Regions from separate parts of the Homo sapiens genome. Here region 1 is linked to region 2. A link is a loop called in an ENCODE intact Hi-C map of the cell type or tissue named here. Cell type or tissue: PC-9. All regions are shown on one strand.

Evidence for each region. A loop is a pair of places that touch in the nucleus more often than their neighbours do. Peaks named below come from ENCODE experiments on the same cell type or tissue, not always from the same donor. Only the 100,000 strongest peaks of a DNase experiment are listed, where the experiment ranks them.
Region 1: it touches region 2 in a loop (11-fold over the local background); 3 of 110 quality-filtered maps call a loop at or near these places.

Annotation. Positions count from the first base shown.
Region 1 is chr13:105,916,876-105,920,875 of GRCh38, reverse strand. No RefSeq gene overlaps it. Among named protein-coding and RNA genes, the nearest start is that of LINC00343, 210 kb to the right of the region's middle. RefSeq lists an enhancer at 889-2,088. In PC-9, no CTCF peak of the experiment used is centred here; DNase peaks (open chromatin) are centred at 375, 1,255 and 1,605; H3K4me3 peaks cover 1,601 bases; H3K27ac peaks cover 2,956 bases.
Region 2 is chr13:106,098,799-106,102,798 of GRCh38, reverse strand. No RefSeq gene overlaps it. Among named protein-coding and RNA genes, the nearest start is that of LINC00460, 280 kb to the left of the region's middle. RefSeq lists an enhancer at 1,638-2,505. In PC-9, no CTCF peak of the experiment used is centred here; DNase peaks (open chromatin) are centred at 2,038 and 2,338; H3K27ac peaks cover 1,919 bases.

The DNA.
Region 1 (4,000 bases), 180 kb after region 2:
ACCTGTGGTTCATTTAGTGCTTGGTAGATGCCATCTATGTTGTAATTACTGTAACATGTTTACACTTAGGATTCTGGATCTAGAGCTACCTTCTCCCAAGGAGCAGGATCTCAGCTTTCCCTTTTCTTTTGGAGATAATGTAAGCAGCTGGTAGAAGAGCTTTGAGTTGAGGGGTATAATAGGGGGATTATGAGGCATTGTGTTGGGGCAGAGGACAGAGGGAGCAACTCTGCAGAGTCAGGGAGGCTCCAAAACGGAAGTGACCTTTTGCCCTGGGTTTCTATTACAACTCACTGGAAAATGGTTTACAATGCTGATTTGCACAAATAATACCAAAGGCAAAGGAAGAAACGAAGAAATCCCAGGCTGACTCAGATATAGATCACTCGTGTCTATGAGGAAATCTTGACAGCTTGTGTCAAAAGTTCACTCTTCGTGACTCAAATGGGTGCAATACCAGAAAAAGAGAACCTGATTAGATCAGTGGTTCCCAGACCCCTAGAATGGGAGGACAACTTTGTAATGACCTTTTCTCTCAGATTTTTTCCTAAAAAAGAAAGTGTACTTTTAGAAAAGAATCAATTAAATGATTAAGAACAAAAGTTACTAGGAATTCAGTATCAATTGCATATGAATTTCCATTTTGTTCAGTGAAAATTTGCATTTGAAAATAGTAATTTTAAATGTGAAAATGGTAATAAATATGCCAAAGGTGGTTACGACTTTCAATCTATATGGATTCTTGGGCTTCCTGCAGTCACTTTAAAGTCTCCTGAAGTCCCTTTGCTGTACTTTAGGGTCCAGTGATCTGGGTTTTAATTAGAAGCACTCTTTCAAAGGATTTCTTAAAAAAATTAACAAGTGAAAAGAATTGTACAATTTTAATTTAATTAAACATTTGTTTATTTCATAGATAGTCTCCTTATCCGCATTGTTTTTTAAAATCCCTCCCACCATGTTTTATCCACATTGTTTTTTAACAATCCACAAAAAACAGCAACGATCAATTAGCTGATAACATATTACAACCACATAGAGGCCTAATTTGCTCCTGTTTTAAAAGCATATTAGTGCTAGTTGTGCTCATTAATGGTTACGGTTCTATTAATCAGGAACAAATCCATGTCATCTGAATTTTCTTGCCTCTTGCAACAAGGTAAGCACAGATGGTAGATGACACGGGAGGTGAGTCGCTCTGCAGGTCGGCGCTGCCCGAGTGATCTGTTAGGTGTGTGGATGCACAGACCACACGGTGTATTTCCGGAATGTCTGAAAATGTGGGCCACATGTGACCAACAAGATAATTATGAAACCTGACTGCTGGATATGCTGATGCAGCCAAAAAACATCAAGGACTGTGAGTGAGTTTGGAGGTGGGAGCAGAGAAAATTTCTGCAATGTGTAAAAATGGACCGCTCTCAGAGAAAAGGAGCATTTAAATTCTGCCCAGTTTACGGGTTTCCAGTTCCTGTCCTTTCTCCTGCTCATATCTGCATCTTTCTGATCTCCCGGGAAATCAGCCGCTGCTCTGCCCGGTCAAGCCCCTCCTTCCGGAAGAAGGGCTGAGGCAGGAATGACTCATTGCCAGGGAGTGCCTTATAGAACCGGGTGAAAAGGCAGTGTGACAATATGACTGTGAATTTCTTATCAGTGTAGGCTCACCAGTGATGAGATTAAATGGAAAGAACGTATCCTGCTGTCATCAAGGCCAGTATCATAATCAACTTTTATGATTTATCAGCATTGTAACCTGGGGCTATTACTGCAAGTTTTGAGCCTCCATTTTCTCATCTCTAAAGCAGAGTCACAGGGACCAGGTGCAATGGCTCACACCTGTAATCCCAGCACACTGGGGGGGCCAAGGTGGGAGGATCACCTGAGCCCAGGAGTTCAAGATCAGCCTGGGCAACATAGTGAGGCCTTGTCTCTATGGAAAAAAAAAATAGTAACAATAAAAATGAAAAAATAAAGTAAAATAGAGTCATTGCCTCATTACAGGATTGGATGTGGACTAAATACGATCATATGTGTGAAGTTACAGGAAAAGCCTTGTGGAGCAGGATTAGAAAGAACAGAATGGGATCTAATTGAGATGAAATGAAGACCTCCTAACAATTTCTTATGAAGCTTCCTAAATCTCTTGCATGTGACAGTGTAAGTCTCTTTTCATTCCATCTACCCTTAAGCTTCCCCAGTGGTGAAGAACTGTAGAGCAAAGAGCAGCTTTCGAGGGGAACACTGCCTCGGCCCTCACCTTCGTCCAGGGCTTAACCACTGGACACAACTCAGAATCTTGCATTTATTCTTAATTTAAAGCCTTATTCCAGCCTGAGATGCAGTTCCCTTAGCTTCCTGCTGATCTCTCCTTTAAAATAGTCTCTTTCTCAAATCCAAAGTACACTGAGGTGTGGGGGAGATAACAAAAAGTGAGCTTCATTGACAGGCTCAAGAGGGTCACGTGCATTAAGAGACTGTACAATTCACAGGCCAAGCACGAAGGCCACAGACAGCCTTGAACGTGGGAGTTAAAGTGAGGGTTCTGGGGCCACAATGCTCAGATTGCGTTTAAGCTCTACCTCCTATTAGCTGTGTGACCTTAGCTCTTGATCAAGACAACTTTATCTTTATATATCAGCTTCCTCATCTGAGAAGGATAATTATACCATTAATATCACTGGTTTCCCATGACAATTCAATGAAATGATAGATAAAAAGGGCTTAGACCAGACCTCAATTAATAGAAGGTGTTAATTTTAGCAATAGCTGTATGGCTTAAGAGTTCCTGTCATCCAAGTAACAGGATCAGAGGACACTGTGGCATTAGCATAGCAACATTGGTGGGGACAGCAGGGATGTCGGATGGCGTCTGATTGTCAGGGTTAGTTCGTAGGGTCAAACTCTGCAGCTGCTTTAGAAGAGTGCTGTCGTGTGGGAGATTCGCTCTGTGCATTGGTAGACTATAAGTACAATCCTAAGAAAGTGATCCCACAGGTGACTGAACAGAAAAAATCATAGACCAACTTAAACTTTTCATAGACCATGGTGTATTAATCAGTTTGCATCTAGACCCAAGGGAGAGTAGATGGGGTAAGTTAACAGTTAGGATAGGGTGCAAATGGGGTGGAGGAGTCGTACTCCTGAATCCCAGGATGTGCAGTGTTTCTACACGCACAGGCTCTCTCTCAATGCCACATCCATCTTTCCTGCAGATGGAGTAATTGAGGTTTGAGCAAGATGTCCCGGGTTAATAGCACTCATTTGGTCTCCTGGAGAGACACAGGGATAAGTAAGCCTGGAAGATGGCTGTGGATTGTCCCCAGCTAGCTGAACAGCCCTGGGATTTATTGCATTGCTGGGGCAGAAGACTCTGGGACCAGAGTGGGTGTCACCAGTCGGCGGCTAAGTCAAGGTCTCAGGCATACCGAGTGCTCGTGTATATTTAGTGTGTCCTGAGAAAGGACTGAATGTTTCTTGTATATTTGCTGTATCATGGCTCGTCCATATTTAGAGTAACTTGGATACTTCCCACCCTGATGGCTTATGTTTATTTAGTGTCTTGAGAACACTGGGTGTCTCTTGATCCTTCCCTTCTTTTCTATGTATGTTTAATACCCATTATTCCATTCACTAACGACCTTAACAAGCTCATGGGTTGCATCCATCCCACTTGTCTTCTTGTTTCTATAGTAAGTTATTAAATAATGTAAAGTGTGTATTGGAGTTTACCTATTGGGCGGCGGCCTTGAGGAACTATTTAGCATGCATATTTCCAGTCTGGATAAACAGCCAATGAGCAGATTTGGAGGTCACCCAAAAAGGTCCTGAAGTTAGAATATCTAACCAGCAACCCATCCAATAGTCTGTAGGCAGCACATAATAGACTTTCTACAAAAGTTTGCTAAATTAATAAATGGTTAATATTTTCAAGCACAAAAGAATTATCTTAAGTGTTTCTGTACCTATTCATAACTTTCACTGTGGCTTCACATCAAATATCTGT
Region 2 (4,000 bases):
TGCAAATCTCCATTCAAAAACTCACGTTGTACCAGAAGAAAGAGCAATATATTTTCTATGAGCTAATTTAAATGGTATTTTGGGACCCCTTCCTGCATAGCTGGCTGATATGGTCTGGTTCTGTGTCCTCACCCAAATCTCATCTTGAATTGTAATCCAAATTGTAATCCCCATGTGTTGGGGGAGGAACCTTGTGAGAGGCGATGAGATTGTGGGGGCAGTCACCTCATGCTTTTCTTGTGATAGTGAGCGTGTTCTCGTGAGATCTGATGGTTTTATAAGACGGTTTCCCTTTTTTGCGTGGCACTTGTCATTCCTGCCACCGTGTGAAGAAGAACGTGTTTGCTTCCCCTTCTGCCATGATTGTAAGTTTCCTGAGGCCTCCCCAGCCATGCTGAACTGCGAATCAATTAAACCTCTTTCCTTTATAAATTACCCAGTCTCGATAAATTCTTTACAGCAGTATAAGAACAGACTAATACCCTTGCAGGACCATTTGACCTCAGTGTATCTTGACTTTCCCCTTCCCTCCTCTGAGACCTGTGTTCAGGGGGTCTGAGGAAGGTCAAGACCTTGGAAGTGTGAAGCCCTGTTCAAATGTTTCTTCCAAGACAGCTGTCTCAAGCTCACTGTGCCCACAGGACAGGCGCTCCTGACTCTGGGGCTCCCCTACCACACTTGGTGCATAAGGGTCTTCTCTAGGCTGCTCATGGTTCCTCCAACTGTAACCATCCCCAATCTGAGCTCTTGCCAGCCCCAAAGATCTGCTTCTGACAAATATTCATTGCTCCAAGATCCACAGAACTCCATTCTTACCAGCGTGCCTCCAACCAGCCTTGACCATCTCTTTCTTGGCTTGAGAAAATCTTTCTCTCTTCGTGATTATTGCAAGGATATTTTGTCTGCAACAAAGGTTAGGTAATTTTAGAAACACCATACTAGGCTTTTTGCTGGGATATGACTTTATGGAGCCCTTGAGGAAACAGGCTCAGCCCATGCTACTGGCTTCAACAGAGAGAAGAAAAGGGATCTAATATGCAGGGAAAGAAAATACAAGTTAACATCTTATCTAAAAAAAGTTCCCAGCATAAATGTTTTATTTTCCTCAAATCATCTAGGATATTATTATGGTTAACTTTTGGCTTTAATCCCTCAGATATCACAATAATTAAATTTCTCTTACTTAACAAATATTTCCTGAGCACCTCTTACGTGCCAGGGACACTGTGAATAGAGTGGGCAAAAATCCCTGGTGTTCAGGGCCTGCCTTCTAGAGCCGAGCTGAGGGACTGAAGGAAAGAAGGTTGTCGAGGCATCCCCAGTTCTACTGTCATTATGTGGTCGCTTATGGGACTTCAAAGGTTTTATGAGGTTGAGCAGAAACCAGACATGGCCCACTTTACTGGCTGATTTTTCAGGCAGTTAATGAGATTTTTCAGTAGTATAATAATTGCTTGGTCACCCAACATTAGTCATAAAAGTAAATTTGAAGAGGGGTCAGACCACAGACCACTTTTTAAAAGACCCTCCTTTACAACATTTTTTTATTAGGAAACTTTTACTGTGAAATCATAGTTAGGGAAATATTTCTTCGGTCTCAGAGAATTATCTTTCTATTCTTTCTTCCCCCACCCTAGAGGCCACCTACTTCAGATTCCCTTCGCAGTGTTTGTTAAGTGGTTATCGTTATGCATTGTTAATGCCCCAAACACAGCTTTACATAAAACAGAAAATTTGAAAAGGCACTGAATACAAAAATAAAATATTCTCAGGGTACCCTTCATGTAGATTTGCTCGGCCGGCGGAGGGAAATGGACTTTAAAATTAGGTCATTTGCGTTAGAAACCCTAAGAAGCAAAGTTCCTCCATTCTGAATGCAGAAGTTAAAATCCAGGCCATTTTAAGACAGCTGGGGCGGCAGGGAGGAGAGAGCAGGACATGTAACTTTGTGTGACAGGCCGTCATGGCAACCGCAAAGGAATCCCCACCCCAGGGTGTGTGCCATTCACAAACAAAGGTGCTACCCTGCAGTCTTCAGGGGGAAATGTCTGGCCTTTTATCTCCTGCAAATTCCCCAGGCTCTAGGGAGGCCACACAAAGCAGGGGCTTTTTTTTTTTTCTGTGCTTACTCAGTCTCACTAGAAGGGGCCCTTTCTTCCAAACTCGGTTTCCCTTCCTGCCTCCCCACCCCCCAACCCAGCTAGTTTCTGCCCTTCCTGCCTTCTCCCCCTAAGCCAGGTGTGTCACTGCAGCACATCCCCTTCCTTATATCTCTGGGGACACCCTCAGCTTCTGGATCACAGCCACCCTGCCCTCTTTCCTAAGTCAGGCTGCTAAGCGTTAGGGAGGAATTTACTCTTAGTAAATTCTCAGTTCTTAGTAGGGCACCTCCCTCCTTGCACGCCCTGCCCTAGGGTGGGGACAGAGGGTGTGTGGCCTTTACTTTGTGAGAGGTTCCCAGTTTTGCTTTTTCAACGAAAGGGAACAAGTCATTTAAAAAGATAAGCACTGAGCCAGGGTTAAGGGAGAGCACAAAAATAAGATCATTAGAAATTGCAATTGAAGCCAAGTCTAACTTCGTGTCCAAAGATCAGGATTCTTGGCCTTTGTCACCACTGCTGAGTTCTCCTTCTTAAGGGCCCAGTTTGCTTTTTATAAGCTTCAAGTGCATTGTCCTATTTGAAAGATATCTTCTGCTTAGACAAAAAGAATTCTAACTTTTATTCCTTCGTTATCACACGTCCTCGGCCCCTGATTTGATCTCGGAGCAGGGCTCCAGGCAAACAGTGCCCCCTGAACTCTCGCCTCGGCTTCCCCGGCCTCCTCCCTGAACTCTCGCCTCGGCTTCCCCAGCCTCCTCTCCTCTTTGCAGTCTGGTTGCCTGACGCACGCAGCGCATGCTTGCTTGTCACAGACTGCTAGAATGCAAAACGATGAGAATTAATGCTGTTATTAAAGGATTTTTAAATTAAATGTGCAGTTTAGAGCCAGATGCTGCCTTCTTAAAGGAAGAGAAGTTTAAGTTAAAAAATCTGACAGATATTCGTTCCATCTAGCGTGGCAGAATTTATGGTAGATTACCGTCTTTGATTTCTGTGGCCTGGGGTTGTCAGGTCCACTTGCAAATGCGCTGTGGGAAAGAGTTGCACTTTTGTAATTTGAAAACATATGGGACATATGGTAAATATTACACCCATAACTGTTACGAAGTTCTGTTTCCTTAAAGGACCTTTCTTTTTTGCCTGTACCCTCCAGGGGATTACTTGCAAGAACCCCATTATCTTTCTACCTCTATTTTCCCCTAAAGTCGATTTGCTTTATTCTGATGCTTTAGAATCCCAGTGAAAAAATCTGGAAATCGAGTGTTTATTTTTCTCCAGGCATGACAATACAATATTCTACAACCTCTGGTCTCCTCTTGAGCTAATGTTTATTTTACTTTTCATCTTTGTGTTCAAAGATACAGGCTTTTAAAAAATGAGTTTGTATGTTTTCTCTTTGAAGCCATCCTCCCCCTATTATATCTGTAAGCGGGTCAATTAAATAGGTATTGACAAGTTATTACCCTAGGCAAAACCAAAAACCAACCAAGTCTCAGGATTTAAGAAATGAGATTATAATGTGCAAAATGATAAAGGTTATCATACAGTGCAAAGTCCTATGGGAATGCAAAGGAATGAGAAATCATGTCTGATTAGAATGATCAAGAACAACTTTATTGCAGAAGACACATTTGGAATAAGCCTATTACGGATGTTGTAAGAGGCAATATGGATAACTTAGGGCTCCTGCTGGGCATGGCTGTGAGAGGAATGTGTTTGTAGGCTGCTATGTGGCATCTCCCATTGTGAGACAGCCTCCTGGATTCCAAAGTTGGAATGGTCCAGAGTGGACAATGATGAGCTGGTGGTCCCCTCAAAGATATACTCACCAGTACGTAAGTCACCTATGAATGGTGCAAGGACATAGCACGGTGTGTGGTCATTTCTCCAGATTCTCT